Regions from separate parts of the Homo sapiens genome. Here region 1 is linked to region 2. A link is a loop called in an ENCODE intact Hi-C map of the cell type or tissue named here. Cell type or tissue: IMR-90. All regions are shown on one strand. Links, peaks and the distances in the headings refer to the core of each region. The heading gives the core; the rest is flanking DNA.

Region 1 (17,398 bases), core at 430-8,429, 52 kb before region 2:
GTTAATTCAGTTATTTCCCCTGTGGACTCCTTTACTTTGTACTTCACCTTTCAACAATAGTTGCTTTTAGATCATAGCCCCTTGTGGGGGTGGGGGTCACTTACCTTTAAATACATGTCCCTGCATTGATTTTGCTCACTGTAAACACCCTTCTTATCAGCAGCCACCCCAATTCTGTCTCCTTTAACTGTTTACAGCCTTTTAGAGTTGTTTAAAAAAGGTATTGCCTATTCCATTGTAGCAGGAGGAGCCACAGACAAAACTCCTCAGACACCCAGTGAGCAATTCCTGTCCCTTTTAAGGGCTCACAACTCTAAGGGGGTCCACGTGAGAGGGTCATGATGGGTACATGACTGGGGGCTGCATGCACTGGTAATCAGAACGAAACAGAACAGGATAGGGATTTTTACACTGTCTTTCCATACAATGTCTGGAATCTATAGATAACATAACCAGTTATGTCAGGGGTCGATCTTTAAGTACCAGGCTTAGGTCAGGCAGGCCCAGGCCTGGTTTCGGGTCTGGTTCCTTGGTTTCAGGTCTGGTTCCTAGGTGCCGGGCTACCTGCCTTTAATTTCGCTTCTCTTTCCTTTTCTGAGTATAAAACAATATAAAACAATATGAGAGGGTCTGTCTCTCTTCTCTCACCATACTCTTTAGTAATGAGCTCAAATCTGTTATTATTGTCTTATTTGTTGTTTTATAAATCCCTTTCCATTTTGTGAATGTTTGATCTTTTCTCTGGGGTCAAGACTTCTGGTAGAACTCACGTTTACTTTCTCCTCTTGGACTCAAGATTCCTAAGGTAGCCCAGCCAGTGGCTCAGGAAATCAGCTTAAGCGGAGATATGTTTCATGTATTTATTTAAAAAGATACAAAACATTTCTCCCATCATTTTTCTATTTTGTTAGCCAGGAGAAGAAAACCTTTAAATTTATTTTTTCTGGTCTGTCCATTGTTGATTTCTCATCTACCCCCTCCCTATGCAAAGCTCAACTTCTTTAGGAACCTGAAGCTTACCTTATAACTGCACCCAAGCCCAGGGCTTTAGGAACCTACCTGGCCTTTCTCAAAATCTTATAGATTCTGTGGTTTGGCTGCTGGGAGCCAGAGGGAGGTGGCTTGCTACTGTGTTTGCTATCATTTTGTAAACCTTCCGTTGCCATTTAAATAGGTATTTGTCTGTACTTTTAGAATAGAAGTGTCTTGAAGGCAATAAGACTGTGAGCTTTTCTGGTGAAAACACTGAGAGCCCAAGTCCACTAGTCCCAACTTTATTAGAGATGCCTGAAAATCCTCCCTGGCTGGCTAGGGGGAGCCGAACCAAGGTGGGATGGGCAAAGGGTGTGGTCAAATTGTCTCCTTCAGTTTTGGAAATATTTAATTTCCAATATAGATTCAGTATACATGGTAGGCTGTTTTGCTTCTCTGATGCCTGGGATAATCTGCCTGATATTTAGTGAGGGGTCAGCTTTGCCCTATAGCACCCTTTCTCTTCTGTATCTTGAGCATAGGCCCCCAGTTAGACTTTTGGAAAGTTTCTGAAAGTGTCACTTGCTCTGAAATTAGTATCAGGTTTGGCTGGTGGTTTGATGGTGAACATCTACCCCATTTCAAATATTTCTGAAAATTTTACACAGCATCCTATGGAGAATGGAACACTTTGTAAGCTATATGTACTTTGATGTAAATGTATATGTACAGATAGCATATGTATATACACACATATATAGTAAGTGGTCCATAGATATTTGTTGAATGAATGGAGAATAACTTTTTCGGTTGTATGCAAAATTCTGATATATGCTTTGCTTAGTAAAAATGCAACATGGCATATTTTCAAGGATTTTTCCTTTTCTTGTCCCATCTTCTAGTATGAAAGAAGTGTAGTGTAGCAGAACTTGACAGTAAAGCTAAATGGTTACAAGCACAGGCTTTGGCATTTAACAGACCTGGATTTGAATCTTTTCTCTGTTGTATAGTGGGTGTGTCAGTTTTCCTGAGCCTTTCAAGAGTGTTATGAGATTGAAGTGAGGTCATGCATGTAAAGTACTGGAGAACAGCACCCAGCCAAGAGGTGAGTGCGTGAAATTAATTTGGGGTACATGAAATTAAGGATATGTGAACTTCCAGAAATAATATACACAATTTTATATGCATTTTTACGGTTCTGTATTTATAGCTATAGCTATAATCTTATTTTCCAAGAAAAGTGTCAACCTCTGAACGATAGGAACTGCTGACTTGGAGTGTTTGATGCCTGAGGCAATGGGTTGTCTTCCTGGGGAGGCTGAAAGGAGTTGAGTGTTGGTGGCTAGTTCTAGGCCTTATCCCAGGTTAACACACTCCATGGAGGCCCCACTTCTCACCTCCCAGTTTCCCTTCCACCAGGCAGGCTGTTAATTGGGCCTGAGAGAAGCTGAAGAATGGTGCCAAGTCCTTGTGACCTCAAGTAAGAAAATATGTCTCTGAATCCAAGCATTCTGAGATGCAATTTGTACAGTTTATTTAACAAACACTTATCTAATCCTTACAATGGGCCAATCACTCTTCTAAGCCTTTTGCAAGTATTAACTCACTGAATCCTCACAACAACCCTATAAGGGAGATAGCATAATTAGCTCATTTTACTGATGGGTAAACTTAGGCACAGAGAGGTTAAGTTACTTTCTTTAGGTTACACTGCTAAAAAGTGGCATTACTGGGCTTACAAGCCCTAACAGTTCATGCTCTTACCTTAGTGGCTGTCCTAGACATTCTTTCCTTGTTTAATTCTTACAATTTATATTCTTTTAATGTATGGAACAAAGGTGGTATTTCCCAAGGTTTTCCAACAGCAGCAAAGGGAAGCTTGCTTAGCTGTAATCTAGAGGTTATAAGAAATTATTGGAGACAGCCAATTTCAATTTCCCTTCGAGTGCTGGAGTTCCCTAAGACGGTCTTGCTGAAACTCAGAGATAGACTGGAAGCACCTTGTTGGATGGCCTGGATCTCTGGTTCTGGAAGAATTACATTTTTGTAATGAGCTTCAACTTTGATGTGGTTTGAGAAGTGTGCTCGCCAGTTTTTTCCAACTATCAATAAGCTATATTTTGATGAAGTGACTTTGTATTTGCATCTTGGTGGACAACTGTGGTTGTAGGCTGAGAAGGCGGGGATTTATTAGAGTGCTGTCTAGTGGGACAGCTGGCTTGCCAGCTCAAGGTCCCAGTGAGGACCAGACCCTGGCAAATCCAGCTCCAGCTGAGAAACACTCACGTCTTCAAGGCCTCTTTCTCAAACAGAAGGGCCTTAGCCTGGCTTCACCCATTCCCTGGGGTGTGACGGGAGAGACTGTTCGGTAGAAACTGGAAGAGAAAGGAGAGTCTGAGAAAGTTCTCTGGAGTTGAAGGGGGAGGGGATGGGGGCAACTCTTCGAAAATCCTTAACTAAATGCAGCTGCTTGTTACACGGAGACTGACTTGCATGCCAGGAATATCTAAAAAGCTAACGAATACAAAATAAAAATAAACAGCAGTAAAAAGGCTCTCTCTTTGTTGCAGTAAGCTCAGTTGGGGTTTTCAGTTTGTTTAGGAATGGGATAATTGTGGCATCCACTTTATTTTGGTAAGGCAGTGAAACGTGGATTAATGTTATGTGATTGGGATGCTACCACCATCTGAACTTTTTCCTTCATCCCCTGCCCCCAGCCACACCCCCCAGAACACCCAGGCATGGACATCCATAGGACCTGAGTCTCAAACAGTTGCCCCTGAGTGAATTACATTGGAAGAGGGCAGATAATTTAATGGGATAATCTTGGCAGGGCCAGCAAATTTCACACCTCATCTCTCACTAATAGAAAGGCAGCAGAAGGCTACAACATCCTCAGATGAAAAGGTTGTATAAAAAGGCTCTGCTTAACAGTAACTGTCTGTCCATAAATAAGGTTTTGTACAGTCTTGATCCAAAAGCTGTTATGAAATACTGATAAGCCAAGCCTCATAATGTTTGGCCTCCTTACATTTCCTTTTCCTGCTTCTCTCCATAGAACCATAGATTTTTTTTTTTTTAAGAGAGAGAGGGGGACTAAAAAAAAGATCAACAGTCCAAACTTTATTTTTTTCAAGTATTTCTATACAGGATGGACTTCCTTTGATAGCTGCTTAAAGAGGTGGCGTGGAGTAATGGAAATAGAATGGGATTTGAGCCTGATAGGGAATGGGGGTTTGAATTGGGGCTTTGTTGCCTTCTTGGGCAAAGTTACCTAAACTTTTGAGCCTCTGTTTTCTTATCTGTAAAATGGGAATAACAATAATATGTGGCTTACTGGGGGGTTTTGTGAGAATAAAAGGATGTTATGAACTTATAGCGCCTAACACAGCACCATGGACTTAGTGAACGTGAAGTATGTTAGCCACCATCATTATCAAGGGCTTACTGAAGAAATTTGAAAATCTGGCTTCAAAACGATGGTCCTGCTGCAAGGTAGCAACCAAGGCTCAGAGAATAGCAAGTTTTACAAGGTTTTAGGACTCCAGAGTGTTTTGTTTTATAGGGAGCATGCAGATGCTCTAGATCTGAGCAGTACCCAGGCCAGTGCTGGGGACCTGGATGGAAGGGATTCCACAGTGCAGTTTTGCAATGCCTTAAAACAAAGGCTTTTTTCAGAACAGCAAGCTCTTTGGGGAAGAGCAACCCCTCCCAGGTGCTTAGTGTAATTCCAGAATCCTACAATGGGGAATGTTACATTTCAGGGACCTCCACTTGTAATCTGACCGTTTTTAGCTCCAATATCCAAATAATCTTGCTGAGCACAACTTGAAAGAGAAGGATAATGGCCGGAGGAAAGGATCCTGAGGTGCTCTGTTTGCCATTTAAATTTTCTGAGTAGAAGAAAAAAAGTTCATGTTACCCAAAGAGAGAAGAGTAATGAAGCGTGTGGGAAGCAGGAGGGGTGATAAAGAGGACTTCTAAAGACAAAGCAGAGGTTGGGTTTGATATTTTATTTTTCAACAGTGAAGCTTGTCACTCAGTGTATTTCAACTAACATTTATTATATATTTATCACATGAAAGATACAGTATTCGTGTCCAGGAATAAAGTATTAACTTTGCCCTCAAGGAGAGAGGAGAAAAATTCTCACTTTTTTGAGCACCTGCTATATGCCAGGTATCATTTTTTTAAAGCTATTAAATTTATGCTTCTCAGCACTCCTTGGAGTTTGGACTTCTGATCCTATTTTACAGATAAGAAAATCGAGGCTCAGGAAGGTAAGTATCTCAGCCAAATTCGTACAATGATTAAGTTGGGATTTGGGATTTGAATCTAGGTATTTTGACTCTCAGATGTATGCTCTTTTTGTTATCCTTAAAGTGTGATTGGGGAGACACCAATGAGCAGATGTGGTACCACAGGCAACTATCTCTCCCACAAGTGAATTATAGGAAAGAGTTGTGGAAAAAATGCTGTGGGAACATGGGGAAGAATACATTAATTCTCAGGGGATTAGAGGGTCAGAGGAAGAACATGAGTGCCTCCTTCATAGGCTTATTGTGAAGAGTCAATGAAATAATTCATGGAACACACTCAGACTGTGCATAGTGAGCGCTCAGTGAGTGTTCTGCTATAGTTATGTAGCCAGTGAGAGGCCTGATCAGGATTTATCTGCCTCTAAAACCCATGTACTCTTGCTCCCCTGTGCACTTTTTAAACAGACATGTGATTGTTGGAAGAGTAAGTAACTGTGCAGTCACCAAATGAAAGGGAAGACACCAATACAGTTGCTCTGGTATATTCACCACCTGCCCTAATCCTGGCTTTTAGGACTGGACTGCTTTGGGTATGGGAGGGGATTTGGATAGATGTGGGGTTGGAAAGAATCAAGATGTCTCATCATGAACTATAGCGCTCCTAGAACTCTGGCCAGGATTTACCACCTGCCCTCATTCATTCATTGATCATACATTTTCTATGCACTTACAGTGAACCAAATATTCTGATAGTCTCACTGGAGATGTAAAGATGAATAAGGTTAGATCATTGCCTTGGAGGGTTTTTCAAATGACAGATTTATGGCAGAGATTGCTAGCTGATCACCAAATATGTTTCCATCTCTTCCGGTCATATGACTAGACAACATTTCTCAGCTTTCTCACAGTTAAGTGAAGCCATGTGACTAAATACTAGCCAATTAAATGAAATTGGAGGTAATTTTTGTCGCTTGTAGGCTTGACCCATAAAAAACTCCCCAGGCAGAATCGGTATGATCCTTCTTCGGTGGCTTGACAACCTTAGAAGTCATGTGTTGAAAGTGTCACAACGTGGAAAGAGCCTGAGACTCTCCCTTAATCACTGTGTGGTGGAAGCCACACTTGTTTAGGTTTTATGTGAACCAAAAACAAGTGTCCATTGTTAAGGCTGAGATTTTGAGGTTTTTTTTTTTTGTTTTTTTTTTTGTTACAGCTGCTAATGTTACCTTAACTAACATGAGGTTGTAAATCAGTGTGTGGTGAGATCAATTTAGTGGGTTAGGACCAGCATTTTTAGATAGAATAAAATAGGAAACCTGGTTTGTGTCTGACCACTTCATGCAGACCTGGGGCTCCATCCAGTAAATTAAACCCCTTCCCAAATAATTTATGGCACACATAGGGTGCCTCTAGCACTGTAGAGAATCTAGAAGAATGAAGGGTGGCCTTTACCCTTGGGGAGTTTACCTTTTAGGGGCAGTAAAATAGGCACTTTATACAGCCAGTGAGTACAGAGTTGGCAATTATATATGCAGAATCCCTAGAAGGGTGGGTCTTTCGGGAGGAAGTGTGATATGATGTGAGCCTTGAAGGAAGGATTGAGAGGGTGCGGGATTGAAGGATGGGAGATGGGAAGAGGAGTTGGACATTTCACTGCTGGAAAAGGGCTGGAGTTCCACAGCAGCCTGCAGCTGCTCTGGGGGTCTCCATGGACTCGCTGAGACTATCCTGAGTTCTTAAACCAGGCCTTCACTGTGGAATGAAGCTGATCTCCAGGGGATGGGAGAGTGAAGAAAAGAAAGACAGCGTTGAATGAAGCCTGTTGTGTTTTTAGCATATGAAGGGTGGAGGAGGAGAGAGAAGGAAGCAGTTTCACTGGGAGCCTGAAGACTTGTCTTTCTTCCCAAAGGGTGTCCCAGGGAGTTAAAAATGTTGTGCATTTCAGGGCTGCTTGTCAAAGGTATATGATGGTGTCTTATTGTCTCTAATGCAGCCATTTTCTCTTATAGTGCAGGCTACTTAATTCTATTCCCCCTCTTGTCTGCTTGATGAAAAGAATAATAGTATACTAATAATTAACACACTGAGCATACTGTGGGCCAAGTACTATTCTAAGTTCTTTAAGCGATTTAACTTGCATAGTCTTCAGGACGACCCTATGAGGTAAGCCAGAGTTCTAGGAGCATTATTGTTCACTATTAGGCATCTTGATTCTCTCCAGCTCCACACCTGTGTGAATCCTCCACCATGCCCAAAGCAGAATCCAGGCTAAAAGCCAGGATAAGGGCAGATGGGAGAAAATACAAGACGAACTGTCTTGGTGTCTTCCCTTCTATTTGGTAACTACACAACTACTTACTCTTCCAACGACCACATGTCTGTTGAAAAGGTGCACAGCAGAGCAAGAGTATATGGGCTTTAGAAGCAGATTAATCCTGACCAGGTCTTTCACCGGCTGCTGAACACTCCTTGAACACTCACAATGCATGTGGCAGGGTGCTCAGTGTGTTCCACGATATCCCCATTTTCCAGATAAGGAAACTGAGGCACAGAGAAGTAAGTAACCTGCCCAAGACCACACAGAGAGTTAAATGGGAAAACTAGGATTTGAACCTGCATATCCTAAGGCCTGAGTTTTGTTCCTAATCATTATTATGCCAAACTGCATTGCAGTTTTTTTTTTCAACTCTGTCTGATGATTAAAATTCTCTGTAAGATCCCAGCCAAATAGCTGAGTCAAAATAATTATAATTAAATCCTCCATTTGTATAGGGCTTTGCAGCTTACAAAATCATTTTATGTACAGTATTACCTTTAATTTTCCAAAAAATACAGTTAAATAGGATTTATTTCTCTCTTCCTTTTAAAAGTAGGCAGGTGAGTTTGGCAGCTCACACAAGGTCACTCTGTAGCTGTCAGGGCCTGTCTAAAACCCAGCCCCTTGGACTTAGGGCCCATTGAACTTTCTGCTCTAAAGACTACTTTTGTTTGGAATTTGTGCCTCTAATATACTGATATATGACTATTTTCACTACTGTTTCACCAAAAGGTGAATTTGCCTGATTTTCACTTGTTTCATCCACAAAATCTTCAAATAGCTGTTGTCTTTAGAAACAGTTGAAAGGCATTTGTAGATGGGACCTGGCTCTGGGATTTCTGTAACCTGGGAAAATTTACTTGCAAAAAGACAGAGAAGTTACTTAAAAACAGGATTTTCCTAAGTGGTTGGTGATTGTGGCAGGGAGAGGAGCCAGGAAGAGAAGGACTTTGGCATCAGATGGACTAGGCTCACTACTGCTCTGCCAGGTCAGCAAACTACGTAACCTCTGAGACTGGCTTTCCTCACGTGTAAAATGGGAGCCATAATGGTGCCTACCATGACAGAGGGGGAAGGACCATGGGTAGTGTTTGGCACAGTGCCTGGGCCATAGTTGGTTGTTGGTGTGTGATCGAAGCTACATCTCTCAATTGAATGGAGAGCAGCAATTCTTCCTTTAAGATTTTTCACAGGATGGGATGGGGCAAAATTGCTAGTTCTCAGCGCCTTGTTAGGCATGATTTTATAATACAGTTATCTCTGACACGGACTTTCTTAGCACCTGGAAATCTTAGGTTATAATTATATTGTTTCTCAAGGGCAGGGACTTTCTTATGCTCTGTGAAGGTTAAACATCATAAGGTAAAAATAGAACATGCTGCCTGAAATCCTAGATACCCTGGAAAGGCTCTTATCTGTTCTTCATGGGAAACTGACACCATTTCCGGATGGGTTTAGACAATGTACATGAAAGCAACTTATTCTACTTTTTCTCCATAAGAGAGATTATAGCCTTGCTTCTAGGATTTCACTCCAACTGGGGTGTTTCAAAGTTTTTACATAATTTTCACACCCCCTGGAGAGTATTGGCTGTTTTTCTTTTTTCTGCCTGAACTTCCATTGTGGTGATGGACTGTATTAGCCTTTCATATGCCTACCTTAAAGAGGTAATGCTTAACCCAGTCATGACTGTTTTATCTCCTCCCTTCAGAGAACTGTTGTGTGTTGTATGGGGATTTTCAGTCCCAAGATATTGCCTGTTGGAGACCAGTGGTGTGTAGACCACTGAAAACAAGCAGCAACTATATATATATATATTTTATTTATTTATTTATTTATTTATTTATTTAATTTTTTTTTTGAGACGGAGTCTCACTCTGTGGCCCAAGCTGGAGTGCAGTGGCACGATCTCAGCTCACTGCAACTTCTGCCTCCTGGGTTTTTTAAGTGATTCTGCTGGCTCAGCCTCCCGAGCAGCTTGGATTACAGGCGCCTGCCACCACGCCCGGCTAATTTTTGTATTTTTAGTAGAGACAGGGTTTCACCATGTTGGCCAGGCTGGTCTTGAACTCCTGACCTCAAGTGATCTGCCCCGCTCAGCTTCCCAAAGTGCTGGGATTACAGGCGTAAGCCACCGCGCCCGGCCTACGCAGCAACAATTTTCGATGATGTTCTTAATCCACCAGTGATTTAAACCTCTTTTTCTCTGTGCGGCTCATAGCGCTTTGCCCACTCACATCTGGTGTCCCTAAGTCAAAGCATTGAAAACTTTGCCTGTGACCAGGTAGTCTTCAGTGGGTTAGAGTCTGCTGTCAGGGCCTCCCAGGGGACACGTGATAACTAATGTCCTTTTTCCCCACTGAGGAAGGGGGGAGCTGAACTGAGCATGTCCAGTCTGTGCTACCCAGCTCATCCCTAAGTTGCTGCCTAGGACTGTGCTCCGGGCCTCTGCAAGGAGGAGTTAGTAAAGGTGCAGAGAAAGTCCAGGACTTAACACTGATTAGTCTTCCTCCCCAGAAAGAAAGCACCTGGCACAGGGAATAAAGCATTTCCCCCCTTACGCTGGCTACAACTTGATTTTTTTTTTTTTTTTTTTTTTTTTTTTTTTTTTGAGACAGAGTCTCGCTCTGTCGCCCAGGCTGGAGTGCAGTGGCACAATCTCTGCTCACTGCAAGCTCCGCCTCCCGGGTTCACGCCATTCTCCTGCCTCAGCCTCCTCAGTAGCTGGGACTACAGGCACCCGCCACCACGGCCAGCTAATTTTTTGTATTTTTAATAGAGACGGGGTTTCACCGTGTTAGCCAGGATGGTCTCGATCTCCTGACCCCGTGATCCTCCCGCCTCGGCCTCCCAGAGTGCTGGGATTACAGGCGTGAGCCACCGCGCCTGGCCTTTTTTTTTTTTTTTTTTTTTAAGGAGCAATTGTCAGATTTGATGGTTGTGTTGGGGTTAAAACTATGTAGATAAGGTGGTCAAAACCTTTTAGAAATAATCCTCCCACATCTTTCCTGAGGGCTTAGGTTTAGAAAGTTTCTTAGCCATCCCAGGATGTGGGTGAAAGTGGCTTCCCCCAGACTCATCAAATACACAGAGCAATTGATCTGAGTGCTGGTGGATGGGAGGGAAGGAAAGGAGGGGCCCAAGAGGCGCAGCTCCACCTGCCCGAGGGAGACGTCCTGTGTAAACTAACAAGAAGTCACTGGTGCTTCGGTTTGGTTAAATACTGATTTAGCAACTGAAAGGGATGCAGGAGAAATATGGCAATATCCTCTCCAGTAAGAAGTTTACTGTTTTTGTTAGGGAGGCAAGACTGATACACCCCAAACGGTATGGGAATAATGAATTGATCCAAATGTCAGTGGCCTGCCCTTGGTTTAGGGCCCTTTGCCTATCTTGAAGCCTCCAGGAATTTCTACCCTCACACCGGCCTACCTCCCTGGCATATCCAGCTCAGACTCTTTCCTCTTTTCATTTCTTCTTGCTGAATTCTTGTTCTTCAAACTGTATTGCATCCACATCCAGGAAGGCACCCTGGCCTGTTTCAGCCTGTCAGTCCTTCTTTTGTCGTCTCACCTTCCACCAGTATTCTCACATAGGCCGTCTAAATCACACCTGCTTATGCTGATTTAGCCCAACACCTTTGCAATAATTGTCACTGTCAAGTATTAAGCATTGACTGTGGACCCAGCACCTGGCAAGGCATTTTGTATTTTGTAGTGGAATCATATTATTTTCTCCCTGTAGAACTATTGCCTTTCTTTCCTTCCTTCCTTCCTTCCTTCCTTCCTTCCTTCCTTCCTTCCTGCCTTCCTGCCTTCCTGACTTCCTTTCTTTCCTTCCTTCTCTTTTTTTTTTTTTTCTTTTTTGATGGAGTTTCACTCTTGTTGCCCAAGCTGGAGTGCAATGGTGCGATCTCAGCTCACTACAACCTCCGCCTCCCAGGTTCAAGCAATTCTCCAGCCTCAGCCTCCTGAGTAGCTGGAATTACAGGCACCTGCCACCATGCTTGCCTAATTTTTGTATATTTAGTAGAGACGGGTTTTGCCATGTTGGCCAGGCTGGTCTCAAAATCCTGGCCTCAAGTGATCCACCCACCTTGGCCTCCTAAAATGTTGGGATTACAGGCATAAGCCACTGCACCCGGCCTATCGCCCTGATTTCAATCCCTCATCTGTCACTCCCTCATTCTGGGAAATGCCCCTTCATCAGTTTCAAAAGGAACTAATCATAGTCTTTCCTTGGGATTTAGGGGCAGCCCTTCTGGGATGGGGAAGCTGAGAGATGCCCTTGGTCATGTCTGAGCCCAGGAAAGAAGCTGGTGTGTAGGAGAGAATGACTTCATATCCAGAGCAGGCACTCCTGAGAGGCAGAAGAGGTCTGACAGCCTGCCAATCTCTTTTCCACCTCCCTGGGGTTTCCTTATCTGAGCCAGTAGACGCTGCTTTCATGAGGTTATTGTGTTCCTACAATGCACACAGCCTCACCTCACTAATCCTCATAACAAAATGAAGTGGGTGTTATCCTTTTTTTAAAGCTAAGAGGAAGCAGTTTGATTGCTTTTTCTGATGAGAACATTTATATCCATTAAAAGCAAATTCAGAAATGTATAATGAAAACAAATTTCACCCATTATCCTACCATTCAGAGATAACTTCTGATTGTGTTTATACACGTGGATTTATAAAAGGAGGTTATGCTTTTATTCCCAAAAGAAAACTGAGGCTCAGAGATGTTAAGTAACTCCTCTAGGGTCAAAACCAGTGCAAATCACTAAAACGTGTTGACTGTCTGTTAAATTCAATGTAATTAAGTGCCACAGGGAGTTACAGGCAGTAGGTTTTGTGGATCAAGAAGGAAAGAGGCCGGCATTGATTGGAATTACTGGGAGGGTTTTCTGAAGGAGGTGGGGCTTGACAGAGTGATCTAATATATATATTATATGTTATATATATATATATATTTTAAGGCTTGTTTTATTTTAATGGCTGATCTATATAATCACAGAAGCCAGTATGTACAGACAAAGTGGAAGTTTTTATTTCCTTGTCTCTTCCTCCTTGGACAAGGTCTTGATGATTTCCTCCTTCTTGACCTGGAGGCACTCTTTATGGCGCTTGCATGCTTCCTTGGTCTTAGACCTCTGGGCCTCAACCTGGTTAGCCAGGAGCTTCATGCGAGCCTTATCTGCCTTCAGCTTGTGGATGTGTTCCATGAGAATCGCTTGTTTTTGAACACGTTCCCCTTAACCTTCAGGTACAGGCTGTGATACATGAGGTGATCAATCTTCTTAGATATGCGGTATCTTCTGAGCAGCCAGCACAGAATCCTCATTCTCCTCATCCACGTGACCTTCTCTGGCATCCGGGCATTGGTTGTACCCTTTCGCTTACCTATGCCCATGTGCCTGCCCTTCCGGTAGGCCAAGGTGTTTTCCTGGCATCGAGCCTGGGAATGGACAGTCATTGGCTTGCGGATCATCAGCCCATCTTTGATCAGCTTCCAGATCTGCTGACAGGAGTTGGCATTGGAGATTTCATTGGTTTCATTGGGGTCCAACCAGACCTTCTTCTTGCCACAGGGGAGGACCCTAGAGGCAAGCCTCTTCTGAAGCCTGAGCATACTCATGGCTGTGACCATAGCAGTGAAAGGTGAGTGATCTAATATTGACTTGATTCCTCCCATTAAGTGGCCTCTGAGTGGGCAAAGCCAGTGAATGGGGACACCTGAGCACTGCCTGCTGTCGGGACTGGGCACTGCCTAAGACAATGATTACTTTTGAGCTTTTCTGAAGTGAAAATAAGTCAATGTGAACATGGCAAAGAGGGACAGAGGAAGAGACTTATGGTATCTAGAAGGAAGTTGGCAGGTAACAGGGTGCCAGGAAATTAAGACCTAAAGAAATAGAGTGGAGGAGAAGGAGGGTGGGGGCACAACAGTGGATTGTGGTTTTGCATTTGAATCAGGAGGAGGAAAAAAACACCCATCCTTCCTCTCCTTTTTTTTTTTTTTTTTTTTTTGTCTTTAAACAGGCACTGTCACTCTCTTTTGGGATTACTTATTTATATGTTTGTCTCTCCCTCTGCACTGTGAGATCTGGGTGAGGAGGAATGGTGTTTAATTTTCATGCATATCTTCAGTGTTCAGCACATTAAGCCTGGCACAAATCAAAGAGACACTCATTAAATATTTTTCAAAGCAAGGATCCACTGACATGACTTTCAGGCAGGCCCTCCCAAGCTGTCTACAACCCCCTCTGTGGTCTCATAGGGCACCTATGCACATATTGGCTTTTCATGGGCTGTTCCCTCCCACAGAAGCACCTTTCCCCCACCCATCAGCTACAGTCCTTCTGTCTTGGCTCAGATGTCACATCCCTGACTCAACAGGTGAGATTAGATTTCCACTCACATGCTCTCCTAGCACTTTGTGTTCTTAAATAACCTTCATTATAATTTGTCATTGAATATTTATTTGTGTAATGACTATTTTTTGGGATCTTCTCTATCACTGGGTTGGATGCTCCTTACAGTAGGGTCTGGTTCTGGATCTCCTGAGCCTGGGCCAGTTGAATGGATTCTGCTTTTACTTTTACTAAGCATTGTTCTTCCTTCCTAGAGGCCGAGATAACTCCAGCTTACCTTGGTGTGACTATCTAGGAATTTAAAAACGCGTCTTCGAACAACTGAAAATCTCCAGGCTATCTCTTCCAACAGTTGAGGAATCCAGCCCTGTAAAAAGTCAATCAGGCTAAATGACACCTGCTGTGAGTTCTGTTTGCAGGAGAGCAATGGGCAGCTCCAGAGCTGGGCTGTTTTCCCAACATGGAGTCTGTGATAACTGGGTTTTGCTGCTATAAATTAGGGTCACCCTGCTCTTAATTGGCAACCAATTCAGATTCTCCCTTACAATCCTCCTCTTTCTCCTTTTTCGTGTGGACTGTGTTTGAGAGAAGGTGTGGAAAATCCTGGCACTGTGCTACAGGGACGGTGCACCTGCAAGCTGGGAATAGAGGTGGTGAATGCTGGCTGCCGGCCCTCAGCACCTTTTTCTCCCTCCCTGTTGCTCTGCCCTTCCCTGTCTTTTCTCAGGAATTTTGAAAGAGGTCTCATTACTAGGGAAATATCCCCTGGGGAGCTCTTCCTCTCTCTTCTTTCTCTCAATGAGTAGAGGGGAAAGTGTTCTCAGTTTTGAACCTGCAAGCCATCTGGATGCAAAGATGGCCAGAAATGCCCCCTTGTCTCTGGATTTCCTACAGCAACTCTGCCTTAGCCTCCCAGTACCATCTGCTTCAGGCTGGGACATCTTTCCTTCATGCAGGAGAAAGGGGAGCTTAATAAAATTTTGCTGGGGTTTCTTGGGGCCTGAGGCAGTAGTGGGGAGGAGAGAAGCCTGGGCTGTTTTATTTCTTGCACCTGCTATGAGTCAGGAGTGGTCCTTGGTCAGCAGGCACATGGAGGCCTGCTGGGTGCCAGGCATTGGGCAGGTGTTGGGGCTACAGGATTATCTGCTAGGACCTCAAAGTCTGGCCTTGTGGGCAGCGTGAAAACAATGATGGTGACACAGTGAGAGTCTGGGCACAGGTCCTGGAAGGTGTGGAGAGGGAGCAGCCAATGCAGGCTCCTGTTAGAGTGCTGGAGACAGAATCAGGAAAGGTGACTCAGGGGAGTCACCTTTTTTTCACTGGAAAAAAATATGTCTGGGAGGCACTAAAACAAGAGCCCATTATGTGTTTTAAAATGATATTAGTAATAATGTAGGGGTTTATTTGGACAAATGAGTTCACAAAATTGTGCTGCCTGTAATGTTGATTCTTGACTGAGGGATAAAACTCACTTCCCAGGCCCCTTTCTGTAAGCCAGTTCCCACCATCCCCTTGAACCTCAGCTGCTCCACCAGAGTCAAAGCAACTCAGAAGGAGGCTGAGACCCCCATGCCTCATTGCTAATCGATGGGCATGGTGGATGGGCATGAGGGTGGGGTTCAGGACCTTACCTAGCATCTGTCTTCCCAGAATGTTGCTCTGCCCTTTCTGGGGATAAGAGGTCTTAGTTTCTTTATCTCTATAATGGGAATTATAATCCATTCCCTGAAGATTATGGAAGATTATAGGAGGTAAAGGCTATAAAGTCACCTTGTAAACCTAAAATCCTATCTGAGATCGAGGATTTAGATGGCAAGTACCATTTTGTCTTCATTTCTTGGTGAAGAAGGATCCATGAGGCCTCCTTTATTCACTCAACAGATATTTACGTGGCAGGCATCATTCTTGATACTGAGGGTAAAGCTGTGAACAAAACAAAGACCCTGGTCATGGAGGAGTCAGGAAATACAGAAATATACATGACAGCAGGTAACAGGAAGGGCCAAGAAGAATGAGCAGGGTAAAGAGCTTGTAAAGGAGGTGGGGTGGGTGCTGTCGCATGGGGCAGTCTGGCAGGCCTCTAGGTTTAGGGGATTTGAGCAGAGAGACCTGTGTGAAGGGAAAGGGTGACCCCTGAGACTGTCTGAGGGAGGAGCAGTGAGTGCAGAGGCATTCAAAGCAAATGCCTTGAAATGGGAGTGTTATCAGTTTACAGTACAACCAGCAATTGCTTCTACTACCACTGGTAATATTTATAGAGTCTATACTGTGTGCCAGGCAGTATTCAGGTGCCGCGACAACCCTATTCGGTAGGTCCTATTTTTATCCTTCCCCCATGTCACAGATGAGGCATTCTTAGAACAAACCAAGCATCCAGATAATACGAAGAGGGAGCAGTTCTCATTTACATGGGGAGTGTATAAGTCACAGCCCTGCACAGAGGGAACAGTGTATGGTTTGGAAAGAAAAAAAATCTCAGTTTGGGCCTGGCCTGCTACTCATCTGCTGCTAGGGCAAGATGTTTCACCTCTCTGGGCTTCTGTTTCCTGATTTATAAAATGGGCTAATAAAATCTCAGAGGATTATTATGTATATTAAGTGAGAGATCCAAGTGAAAGAATGTTTCAAACTGCAGGGCACCATGAGAATATCACTTTATTCTTCTTCTTATTACGCCAATTCTCATTCCTTGCCTCTTGCAAAGAGAGAGAATGAGAGAAAAATGGAAACTTGCAACTTACTTAACTTCCTTGGTTCTTTCCCTGAAAACTTATTTTCTACTAATGTCTGTGGGAGTGAATTAACTAGAGTATCCAGTTGAATTAAGTATTTTGCTGAAAGATGAAGGGACTGTGAGATAAAGTTGGTGCCGAGGATTCTCACATTTCTAAAGGAATCACTTGAGGTGCTAGGACTCCCAGTCCACTCTTCCACAATACCAGACAACCTGTAATCCTCAGACCCAGAATCTTATGACAGCTTTCTCTGATTTCACATTGTGTAGATTAGCTACCCAAAAAAGTAAGTGGCCTCAAATAGTGCTGCCCTTTAAAATTATTCTATGCATTTGTCCCAGAGTCTTGTGGGATGAATGGCTAAATCCTACTGGATTAGGCGAGATGGGTATTATTATCTGGGGCTACAGAATGGAAAAACTCAGGTGAAGGAAGTTATCCCAAACTTCATAATTGATGGTGAGCCTGGATACTCATTCTCAAATCTGGTGAGGCATCGTTGGCTTCTACCATGATGGCGATGGTAAGCTCATTTGTCAATCAAATGATCGATTGGCAGTAGGGTGATGACAGTTAATAATAATCTATTATATATTTCAAAATAGCTAGAAGAGAATAATTAGAATGTTCCTAGCATAACATTATGGCTATCCCAGTTACCCTGATTTGATCTTTACGCATTCTATGAATGTACCAAAATATCACATGTGCTCTGAAAATATGTACATCTATTATGTGTCAATAAAAAAAGTTA
Region 2 (12,580 bases), core at 1-8,000:
TAAACCTAAGCAACTAGATTGTAAGGTCTGTAAAAACAGAATTTGTCTTTCTGGTTTTTTACTCTATTCCCCTGGCACATAGTAGGTGTTCAGGAAATATTAGCTACTATTCTCCTCTCCAAGATGCAGCTGTTCCTCTCCAGCTGTCCTGTCCTTGCTGCTCCTCCTTGAACTTGCCAGGCTACTCCTGCTTCAGCACTTTGGAGACCACAGACCAGCAGGGATCACTCCCTCTCCTCTTCTGGGTCTTTGTTCAGATTATACCATCTCAGTGAGGCCCTAACTATCTCCTTCCTTTCTTTCTTTATTTTTCCATCATATCATCGCCATCTGATAAACTGATATATTGATGTACTGATATATTGACTTATTTATTTGGGAATGTGAGCTCCACCAGGACAGGTGTTTCTGTCTGATTTGGTTATTGCTGTATACCTAGTGCCTAGAACATAGTTGCTATAATTTACTTGGATGTTCCGCCACGTACTGGCTGTGTGGTAATAGCTAATGCATTTGCTCCCTTGGATCCTTTGTTTGATTCCCCATTTGTTTCATATGGCATATGTGGGTCAGATGAGATGTTGCACATGAAAGCTCTTTTATGCTATGTGTTATGCAAATGTATTCACTTATTTATTCATTTAATCAACCAGATGCAGTTCCTGCCTTCACAGAGCTTAATAATTGGACAAATAAGTAATTTCACCAAAGTGGGAATGCGGGTGATAGGGATAGTGTGATAGGGAATGTGCAGCGTGCTATGGGAGCACCGTCACGAGGGATTCCTAATTCAGATGTGGGGACAGGACCCTGGAAGGCTTCCAGGAGGAAGGAACATAGAAGCTGAGATCTGGGGATGGAATGGGCATTCAACAGGCGAAGGGAGTGTGATGTAATTGATGGCATGGAGAGTATTGCAGGTAGGAGGAATAATGTACAGAGTCTGGAAGTGCAGAACCATAGAGTACTGGTGGAACTGAAAGTAATTCAATCTTTCTGGAATATCCAGTGTGGGGACAGATAAGTGGATAGGGATGTGGCTCGTGATATAGTCTGGGGACAGATCAAGGAGCGCTTTGCAGGCCATGCTGGGGAGCTTGGACTTGATCCTAAGGACAGTGTGGAGCCATGGAAGTCTTCCAAGAAAGGAGTGACTTGGTCTGACTTTCATTTTCAACAGTCATTTTATGGAGTAAGACAGCTTATTTCCTCGCCAAGGAACTTGAACACAAGCTCCCAGGAAGGGAGGTTGTGAAAACAGTGAAAGGGCCTTCCAGAAAGTAAATCCTTAAGCTCCATGAAATTAGCTTAAATTCTGTTTGAATCTGACTGGTGAATATCATAGCAATGAGGCCAAAAAAAAAAACCTTCATAAAAACTTAATTATCTTTGAGGCCGTAGCTCATACTTGAGGGAAGGGACATGGGTAACGCTAGAGACATATATGTTTGCATTAACTTTTACGCCACTGTGGGGCAGACAATTAAAGCAGGAGTGGAGGAGTCAGAGCAGTTTTGAATCTGCTTTTAAGTCCCAGAGAGTGTCACAGTACCTCCTACCCAGCACTGGTTGCCAAAGTAAAAGAAAGTGGTAACAATAGGGCATAAGGTGGTGGAGAAGAGGCTGGGTAGACCTTGGCCATATTCTTGCTTTGCACCTTACACTGCTATAAAGAACTACCCGAGACTGGGTAATTTATAAACACAAAAGAGGTTTAATTGACTCAGACTTCTGCATGGCTGGGGGGTCTCAGGAAACTTAAAATCATGGCAGAAGGTGAAGGGGAAGCGAGGCATGTCTTACATGGCAGAGGAGGAGAGAGAGAGTGCTAAGAGAGAAGTGCCACTTTTAAACCATCAGATCTTGTTGGTTTAAAACAACCACTATCGTGAGAACAGCATGGGGGAAAGCACCCCCATGATCCAATCACCTCCCACCAGGTCCCTCCCTTGACATGTGGGGATTACAATTTGGGATGAGATTTGGGTGGGGACACAGAACCAAACCATATCATTTTACTCCTGGCCCCTTTCAAAGCTCATGTCTTTTTCACATTTAAAAGCTAATCGTGCCTTCCCAACAGTCCCCCAAAGTCTTAACTCATTCCAGCATTAACCCAAAAGTCCAAGTCCAAAGTCTCATCTGAGACAAGGCAAGTTCTTTCCACCTATGAGCCTGTAAAATCACAAGCAAGTTAATTACTTCCAAGATACAATGGGGATACAGGAATTTGGTAAATGTTCCCATTCCGAATAGGAGAAATTGGTCAAAACAAAGGGGCTGCAGGCCCTGCACCAAGTCCAAAACGCAGCAGGGCAGCCATTAAATCTTAAAGCTCCAAAATAATCTCCTTTGACTCTATGTCTCACATCCAGGGCATGCTGATGCAAGAGGTGGGCTCCCAAGGCCTTGGGAAGCTCTGCCCCTATGGCTCTGCAGGATACAGCACCCCTGACACACAGCTGCTTTCATGGGCTGGCATTGAGTGCCTGCACCTTTTCCAGGTGCACAGTGCAAGCTACCAGTGGATCTACCATTCTGGGATCTAGAGGCTGGTGGCCCTCTTCTCTCAGCTCTACTAGGCAGTTTCCCAGTGGGGACTCTGTGTGGGGGCTCCAACTCCATTTTCCCCCTCTGCCTGCCCTAGTAGAGGTTCTCCATGAGGACTCCACTCCTGCAGCAGACGTCTTCCTGGACATCCAGACATTTCCATAGATCCTCTGAAATCTAGGCAAAGGCTTCTGAAGCTCAACTTTTGTCTTATGTGCACTCGCAGGCCCAACACCAGGTGGAAGCTGCCAAGGCTTGGGGCTCCCACCCTCTGAAGCAATGCCTGAGCTGTACTTTGGCCCCTTTTAGCCATGGCTGGAACTGGAGTGGCTGAGACTCAAGGTGCCATGTCCTGAGGCTGCACAGAACAGGGAGTGCAGGAGGGACCCCTGGCCCACAAAACCAGTTTTCCCTTCTAGGCCTCTGGGCCTGTGATGGGAGGGGCTGCCATGAAGATCTCTGAATTGCCCTGGAGACATTTTCCCCATTGTCTTGGCTATCAACATTCAGCTTCTCTTTATTTATGCAAATTTCTGCAGCTGGTAGCTTGAATTTCTCCCCAGAAAATAGATTTTTCTTTTCTACAACATGGTCAGGCTACAGGTGTTCTAAACTTTTCTACTCTGCTTCCCTTTTAAACATAAATCCCAATTTCAGACCATCTGTCTGTGAATGTCTATGACTGTATGCTTTCAGAAAAAGCCAGGTCACATCTTGAATGCTTTGCTGCTTGGAAATTTCTTCTGCCAGATATCCAAACCATCTCTCTCAAGTTTAAGGTTACACAGATCTCTAGAGCAGGGGCAAAATGCCACCGGTCTCTTTGCTAAAGCATAGGAAGAGTGACCTTTGCTCCAGTTCATAATAAGTTCCTCATTTCCACCTGAGACCACCTCAGACTGGACCTCATTGTCCATATCACAATGAGCATTTTGGTAAAAATCATTAAACAAGTCTCTAGGAAGTTCCAAACTTTCCCACATCTTCCTGTCTTCTTCTGAGCCCTTCAAATTTTTTTATTCTCTGCCCGTTACCCAGTTCCTAAATCACTTCCACATTTTCAGATATCTCTATAGCAATGCCCCACTTCTATCAGGACCAATTTTCTGTGTTAGTCTGTTTTCACACTGTTATAAAGAACTGCCTGAGACTGGGTAATGTATAAGCAAAAGAGGTTTAATTGACTCACAGTTCTGCATGGGTGGGGAGGCCTCAGGAAACTTACAATTATGGTGGAAGGTGAAGGAGAAGCAGTCTCCTCCCTTGACATGTGGGGATTACAATTCGAGATGAGATTTGGGTGGGGACACAGAGCCAAACCGTATCAACCAGTGATGTGGCTTTGGGAATCACTTAACTTCCCTGAACCTCTGTTTCCTTTTCTGGAACATGGAATTAGTACTACTGATTTTTCAGTGTTGCTAGGATTCAATGAGATAAAGCACAGTCAGTGCTGCTATAACAGTTGTTTTGAAAACACACACATTTTTTCAAAGCTGATTGATGTATTCAGAAAAATTTGAGAATAATGCAAATTTTATGTTTACTTACATAGTCAGTTTTATCCACGAAAAGTACTAGGTGGACTCAGAAGACGGCACTCAGCTAAAGTGAGATGCATGGCAATATACAAACACACACACCTGAAACATCTACCAGCTCCTCAGTTCACCAGGTGTGTTGAGTTACACTCGAGTTACACTCATCCACATCTGCCATTACAACTTTCTGTCCATTTTCTGATAACCAGCCCCCCACCCACCACTTCACAATAACCCATAAGCTGTAACCCTTACAATGCCCATTTCCACAAGAAAGTAGTAGTGTGTTCCAATCTTGTTTTCCCATAAACTCTGCTGTTTTTACTGCACAATTTTGCATAGTGTGGTGATTTCTCAGAACTCATATGTTGTGTTATAGCAGAACTGACTCTGTCTAACACAATTCCTGGCAGACAGCAGACACTCAGTAACAGGTAGCTGTTTTATTATTAATATTAATCCACTTAAGTACAATTGTGGGTTGGGGCAGGGATCCCTAGTTACAATGTTTAGCTGCTTTGATTAGTAGTGTTAAGTGAAATGGACTGCCTGAGTGGAAGGGTTTTGGTGCTTTTATCTTTTCTAAGTGTGTGCTGGTCAGACCACCCTTGGGGTATTAACAGTGACAAACCAGGTATGTCCAGAAAAGAGCAAGCCAGAAAAGGAGAAGACATGAGAATGATCTTTAAATAGTTAGAGGGCCATCTTGGAAGAAGGATTGCTTTGTTTTGTGGGTCTTCAGGGTGACAAGGGGAAGCTCCCAGGGCCCAGGGTTCTGGCTAGCTCGGGGACGAGCCTCAGAATAGTCCCTGGGGGTGATGTGTTCTCCAAGCTCTGATTGGCTGCTCTGGGAGGGGAGAGGACAGAGAAGAGTCAAGCACGGGTTTGGAGGTTCTATCTATAAAGTTCCTTTTCATTTTTTTTTTTCCTTCAAGGTAGTGTGCAAAGACAGATTCTGCTGATCAGAGTAAATTTCAGACAGAAACAACCCAAACTTTTCCAGCAGTATTTGGACTTCTGCTTGCCTGCTTGCGTTTTTTTTTCTTTTGGGTGATCTAAGAGAATAGTTAGCACATGTGCATATTTACGCACTGGTTTTTTTTCTAGTTATGCCCTTGAATGTTGCAAATATAAAGACTATGCTTTACAAATATTTATGGCTTCTGGCATGCTTAGGAATAGTGAAATTACATCAATGCTTTCCGTCTCGAGGGCTTTTTTTTGACTTTTCTTCTTCTTCTTTTTTTTTTTTTTTTGTTTGTTTGTTTCCAACTCAGGGAAAAAGCTCAGTTAGTTACTGACCTGGCATTGCTTTCTCTCTAACATCCTGTGTAGCTTTTGTCCTCTCCATCTAAGCAGGCTGTTAAGCTCTTGTAGTAAGAAAGATGTTACCCTGGGCTTAGACCCTCTCGGTGGAGCTGAGATGGAGAAGCCTCCGGAAGCATGGGGCATTTGAGCTGAGGGATGGCAGGATCTGCTTCAGATATTTAAAGTGGGTTACTCTGAGCCTGCAAACTAGAGAGTCTAGTGTGGTGTCTCTAGAAGAATTACTTTTGTACCCTTAGATGAATTAAAAAGTAATTATACTGAGTGTTTTATCTTGCCTGTATACGGATGTATAAGATTCCAGGTTTCTAGTTGATGTTACTGTTAAAAACAGAAGATGTTCAAACATATTTGATTTTATTAAATTAGTTTTCCCTGTAGTCATAGGAGGGGTACTGCTGTTTACATGCTGAATCTTAGCAAAACTATAAAATAGCATTTTTAAAAAATGGCAGCTCTTCTGTTCTGATGCTTTGACAATTAATGTTATCTCTTTTTGTTTCTATGATGAGCACATGGGACTTAGGCTTACTCTTAAAATGGATTTTTCCAAAACCAAGAGTTATTACATTTCTTCCTCTGAGACAAAGTATTCAGGCCTCCTCCTCTTCTAGCACTCAGTCTGGAAAATGTGGTTAGTCTTTCCATGTGGGAGCTCTTGTGCTTTGTGCATTGGTTCCAAGATGGCAAGTGGACTACTGTTCCAAGATCTGGGCCCAAGGCATGTCGTTGGGCTCGCCTGAACTTGTATATAATGACCAGAAGGAATTGGTCTGCACTGCCATTACCGCCAGCCACTACCTGATCAATTCTGCTTGGGAAATGGCTCTAATCAACATTCTTCTAGACCTGCTGTTCATGGCTGCAGGTGGCAGGCTCATGGATCAATAATTGGCTGGGGCGGTTGGCCCCACTGGTCAACCTCACTCCTTGAGCCCTATTTACCTGTTGCTGCCTCCTCCATCCTCCCCTAAAGTCACACAGCTTCAAATAAGGTGGTCCCATCTATTTTGGTGCTTTCCCTTCTTTCTTAACCTCCCATAATGGAAAAAGCACAGGTTCCAGAAGCCTGGTTTTAAATCTCAGCTCTGTTATTTATCAGCTTTGTGATTTTGGGCAAGTGACTTAATCTCTCTGAGCCCTTGCTCACTCATTTTAAAATGATGTCACTCATCCCTTTCAGAGCTGTTAAGAAAACATCATGCAAACCATCTGGTACAGTGCCAGACACAGAGAAAGCCTTCTGGAACTGGAATCCACACACACCTTACCAATTACTTTTTGAGTAGGTCAATTGCCAGCATGTCTCCAGAGCAAAAAGATTAGATGATCCTCCTTTCTTTTTGTGCCAGGTTCTGCCCAGGCCCAGGGGCTGCAGAGATGAGTAAGAGGAAGTCCCTACCTATAAAGGCACTCCCAGTTTTGCTAAAATCCATTTTTCCAACAAACGTATTTTGATACCTACTGTGTGCAAAATTTATGTGCCTTTGGGGAGGATACTGAGATGATTCAGTCACTCATTTATTCATCGGTCATCAGTCGTGTGCCAGATACTGTTAGAAGCACTATGGGTAGAAACAACAGGCAAGACATTGTCCTTCCTTTTGAGAAGCTCATAGTGCAGTAAAATATACTAAAGTATGGGAGAAGTAGATAGAAAGAGAATATGATCTCATTGTTAAAAGGCACTTGTGTTGTTGGACAATATAGGGTGCACACAGTAATGTGGATTTCATTTTTGCAAGTATTCAGATCTTGATAGAGCTTCATTGAGACAACCGTCTCCTTTTAGAGGAAATGGAGCTTGGGAGTGGTTAATACGTCACACATTTAGGTTAAAGTAAAGCTGACACTAGCCCCACAGAAACTTTAATTTGTGTAGTGACTAAAGTGAAAACACTCTCTTTCTTCTTGATTCTATTGTCTCCCAGCAGAGATTTTATAATTTGAAAACATTGTTCCTTAGGTAGCCCCAAGAGGTAGATTTTCAGATTTGCTGCTTGCTTTTTGTAAACTATTGCATTCCTTCCTCCCAATAGCCCCACTGGGGTCAGGACCATTTTGAACTTAAAGAACTTGCTCAAAGTTACACAACTTGACATACAAAGTCAGGATTTGAATCCAGGTTTGCCTGATTCCAGAGTCCAAGCCCTAAGCCTCAACACCATAGTCCGTCCATGATTCACACTCATTGTAGTGTCTGATGGCTTTTGAGACTTTGTAGAAAAAAGCACATCTTAAATCATTTTTAGGACCTGTTTATCTGAACCAGTGGAAAAACTAAATTTACGAACCATAAATAGTGTCTATAGATGTGGAATGCCAAGTGAGTTAGGATATATTAATAAATAGGAACAAAAAGTTATGACCAAAAGTTGTGTTTTCCTATACCCAGTTTCTTAAGATTTCATAATTAGCAGGGGGGAATTCTGAGTTGATGAGTATAAAAAGGCCTCTGCAGGTAGCCCAAGAGACGATACTAAAGTCCAGAGGTTATAAACAGAAAGAGGAACAGACACTGTAGATTTTTCTCTACTCCATGACTTCTTCTTGCAGAAATTCTGCACTTGGCACTAATCAGACCTAAAATTAATTTCTTAAAATCACCAATGCCTTATTTAAAGAGGTTAACATTCTGCATGTAGCTGCTCCACTGCCAAACAAAAACACCCCTGGTTCTTTTGTGACCACTAATGCAATTGACTTTCCATCTTTTTAAGAATGCCCCCTCCTATCCCTCCATCTTTGTCTCCCAATTAATTTATGTTTATTTTGTAAAAAGCTTGTGGGCCTGTTGAGTTGATATTGCTAAAGGCTGACAACCACATAGAGGTACCTCTTATAGCGATGAAGTGTGTGTGCGTGTTTGAATTATCTGTTAACCAGCATCAAGACATCGGTTCCCTGTCTTGGATGAATGGCAGGGGAGGCTGAGCTTAACTTGGCCAAAGCAGCAGGGGGCTAATAGAATGTTTCTGTTCCCCATAAAGAAAGGTAGTCAAGCGTCTGTACTTTCCACTGAACTCCAGTTTCTATCCTGCTTTGAAAATTCTGCTTACCCTTTCAGTGAGAGCCACATGACAAGTGTTCAGTATGTCAGATTTGTTTTCATTTTATTACTACGTATGAATTTGACCTCCACAGTAGGGCTGCATTCATTTCCCAAAGCTCTTCCAATAATTGTATTCTTTTAAAAAATATGCATACTATTATTCTTTTTCAGATTGTGTTATGGCTGGTGTTTTGAAAGTGGTTAAAGGATGACTGGTTGCATGTGGAGTAATGTGTACATGATGCACATTTCCAGATGGAAACAGCCCTCAAAGTTCCCTATGTAGTTTGTGTACCTATTCTACTCATTTCATTAGACTGAACTCAGTACTTTCTGGCCAGTAGAGCAGGTTTTTTTCTTTGACAAAATTAAATTTGGATAACCTTTTCTGAAAAGCAATTTCAGTGTGTCATATTGACATTTATATTGATAATTAATTGTTTGTGGCTGTCAAAAGAAAGTGTGTATCTTTGCTTGAGGCCAGGAGTTCCAGACCAGCTTGGCCAACATAGTGAGACGTTGTTTCTACAAACAATACAACAATTAGCTGGACACGGTGGCGTGTTCCTGTAGTCCCAGCTACTTGGGAGGCTGGAGTAGGAGGATCAGTTGAGCCCAGGAGGTTGAGGCTGCAGTGAACCGTGATTGTGCCACTGCACTTTAGCCTGGGTGACAGAAACGAGATTCCGTCTCTTAAAAAATAAGTATGTATGTAATTGTGTATGAGCTAAGTTACTCTTCCTGTCACATTTGTATGGTAGCTACAGTCAGGCACTGCATAATCATCTTTCAGTCAGCGTTAGAACTGCATATAAATGGTGGTCCAATAGGGTTATAATGGAGCTGAAAAACTCCTAGAGAGGCTGTAGTTATTGTAATGTTGTAGTACAGTGTATTACTCATGTGTTTGTGGTGATGCTGGTGTAAACAAACCTGCCCTGCCAGTCCTGTAAAACTATGGCACCTCCAGTTATATGCAGTATACCTAATTGTATAATGATAATAGTAAGTATATTTGTGATAATAGTAAGTATACTTGATAATAGTAATAAACAACTATGTTAGTGGTCTACGTATTTACTATACTTTTTATTATTATTATTTTAGAGTGTACTGCTTTTGCTTCTAAAATAAAACATTATCTGTAAAACAGCCTCCTGAAGGACCTGAAGGCAGGTCCTTCAGGAGGTATTTCAGAAGAAGGCATTGTTATCATAGCAGATGACAGCTCCATGCCTGTTATTGCCCCTTGAAGAGCTTCCAGGGGACAAGATGTGGAGGTGGAAGACAGTGATATTGATGATCCTGACCCTGTGTAGGCCTAGGCTAATGTGTGTGTTTGTGTCTTAATTTTTAACTTAAAAATGTTTAAATAGAAAAAAGCTTATGGAATAAGGATATAAAGAAAATATTTTTGTACAGCTATACAATGTGTTTATGTTTTAAGCTAAGCATTATTACAAAAGAGTCCAGAGTTAAAAAAATAAAAAGTTTATAAAATAAAAAAGTTACAGTAAGCTGTCCAATTTCTATTGAAGAAAGAAAATACTTTATAAATCTAGTGTAGCCTAGGGGTACAGTGTTTATAAAGCCTACAGTAGTGTATAGTAATGTCCTAGGCTTTCACTTTCACTCACACTGATTCACCCAGAACAACTTCTAATTCCTGCAAGCTCCATTCATGATAAGTGCTCTCTACAGGTGTAACATTTTTAATCTTTTATACTGTATTTTTACTGCATCTTTTATATGTTTAGGTATGTTTAGCTATACAGATACCATTGTGTGACAGTCGCCTACAGTATTCAGTATGGTAACATGCTGTACAAGTTTGTAGCCTAGGAGCAATAGGCCATATCATAAAGCCTAGGTGTGTAGTAGGCTATACCATCTAAGTTTGTGTAAGTACGCTCTGTGATGTTCACATGACAACAAGCATATCAACTAAGAATGCTTTTCTCAGAACATATCTGTTGTTAAGTGACGCATGGCTGTAATTCATGCATTAATTGGTTACTTGTACCCTCTGTTTAGGGCTTCAAAAGTCAGATCTGTCCATCTAAGATGCTTTTAAGTAACATTTACCTTAAAGAAATAGATGGTTGATTGGTTTAAAGAAAGAGACAGCTGAATTGGACGGGGAAGCCAGATTTTGACCATATTTCTAAGAGGAGCTGTTCTGTAATGTTTTGGTAAAAGAATGTCTGTCTCCATATCATCTATCTATCTATCTATCTATCTATCTATCTATCTATCTATCTATCTATCTATCTAATTTGGCATCTATTTATCCATTAATCTGTCTGTAATACAAATATTCCAAACATTTAAAAAGTATAAGAAGGCTCTGTAGTGCAATGGATAGCACATTGAACTTTTTTTTTGTTTTTATATTGGCTTATTGCAATTAAAAAAGGTGCAAATAATATATGTACCAAAGAAAATTCAGAAAATAAAGAAACACTGAGAAAGTGAAAGACTAGGGCTCATATTATAAACACACAAAAAATCACTTTTAATATTTTGGGTACATTTCCTTGCAGGCTTTTTTGCCCTATGCATACATTTTTATCCATAAATGTAATCATCTTGTCTATGTTATTTTGTAGCAAGCTTTTTTTTCACTTAATACATAATACTATTTTTTCCAAGTCTTTATAGATATTGTTTTTCTTTTCTTTTATTTCTTTTATTTAGCCATCACTCAGTGATTGGATATTTAGGGTATTTCATCATTATTTTCTTTGAAAATTAAATAAAACAAAATTTGATGAAAATCCAAGGTGGCCCAACACAGTGGCTGAATATATCTCATCAGTCTGTTACATTATTCTCATGGAAATGGAAAAACAACCCCCAAAACTCTGCATCTGAGAGGAGTATATATTAAGCTTAAGGAAGTGCTTATGAACAGTAGGAAATGAGAGTTGGTAAATGGAGTCATTTTATTTCATAAAGGTGCCTCAGAGCTTTAAGCCCAAAGCCCTACACTTTGAGTCACTTTGGATTTTGTGCATCCATCCATGATGCACTGTGATTTTGTCTTACACTGTGTTTGGTATGAAGCATTAAATCTTCCTCCCTTTACAGTTTTCAGAATCTGTGAAATAGGACCTGAGCTAACCTAGAAAAGTCTCTCTGCTTGTCGTTTAGTTTTTTTTTTTTTTTGAGATGGAGTTTCACTCTTGTTGCCCAGGCTGGGGTGCAATGGTGCGATCTCGGCTCACTGCAACCTCTGCCTCCGGGGTTCGAGTGAGTCTCCTGCCTCAGCCTCCTGAGTAGCTGGGACTACAGGTACACGCCACCACGCCTAGCTAATTTTTTTGTATTTTTAGTAGAGACAGGGTTTCACCGTGTTGGCCAGGCTGGTCTCGAACTCTTGACCTCAGGTGATCTGCCCGCCTTGGCATCCCAAAGTGCTGGGATTACAGGTGTGAGCCACTGCACCTGGCCTTGTTTAGATATTTTAAAATAATCTTCCAATTCTGAGTAAATAGTATTTGTATAATAGTTGTGAGTTGAAGGCAAATAGTTTCAAAGAGTTCAGTTCTTTTGTCTTCAACATATAAGTCATAAAAATGCATGATTCTCCCTGAGGAGCCAGCTTGGCATCAGACTCTGGAGCCAGACAGACTGGGTTTATTTCCTGCCCCACCACTTTCTGCTGGGTGAACCGGAGTAAGTTACTTGACTTGTCTAGGTGTCAGTTTTCTCATCTAGAAAATGGGAATAATACTATTCATTCATAGGTTTGTTGGGCTGGTTTAAATAAGTTAAAACACAGTGTTAACTACTACTGTTTTCAACAGGTTCCTAAGGGTCTGTGTTTCTAGCGCTTTAGCACTTCAATGGCATTTATAATGTTCTGCATTATCTCTAACTGAGTGGTTTTTCTATGAGTATTTCTATGAGTATTTCTTCCCCAACTAGTTTATCATGATGGTTATAATACTGGCCACCATTTTTGATGGAGTATTATAATACATACTCTACATGTATTACAAAATGTACGTCTCATTGCCATTTATGAGGTATGCATTTTCACTGTTTTCTTTTTACAAGTTTAGTAACTAAAGGTTGTAGAGGTTAAGTAACTTGCTCAAGGTCATAA

The links. Hi-C counts contacts between places; a loop is a spot of excess contacts. Peaks named below come from ENCODE experiments on the same cell type or tissue, not always from the same donor. Only the 100,000 strongest peaks of a DNase experiment are listed, where the experiment ranks them.
Region 1: a loop joins it to region 2, with 2.1 times the contacts of the local background. A loop is called at or near these places in 6 of 110 quality-filtered maps.

The regions. Positions count from the first base shown.
Region 1 is chr1:63,776,132-63,793,529 of GRCh38, forward strand. All of the region lies in intron 1 of ROR1 (receptor tyrosine kinase like orphan receptor 1), which reads left to right. It also overlaps the pseudogene RPL19P3. Among named protein-coding and RNA genes, the nearest start is that of ROR1, 11 kb to the left of the region's middle. RefSeq lists a silencer at 3,147-3,441 and an enhancer at 4,419-4,974. In IMR-90, for the core only: no CTCF peak of the experiment used is centred there; a DNase peak (open chromatin) is centred at 3,490; H3K27ac peaks cover 959 bases.
Region 2 is chr1:63,828,660-63,841,239 of GRCh38, forward strand. The region is part of intron 1 of ROR1 (receptor tyrosine kinase like orphan receptor 1); the gene reads left to right. Among named protein-coding and RNA genes, the nearest start is that of ROR1, 61 kb to the left of the region's middle. In IMR-90, for the core only: no CTCF peak of the experiment used is centred there; no DNase peak of the experiment used is centred there.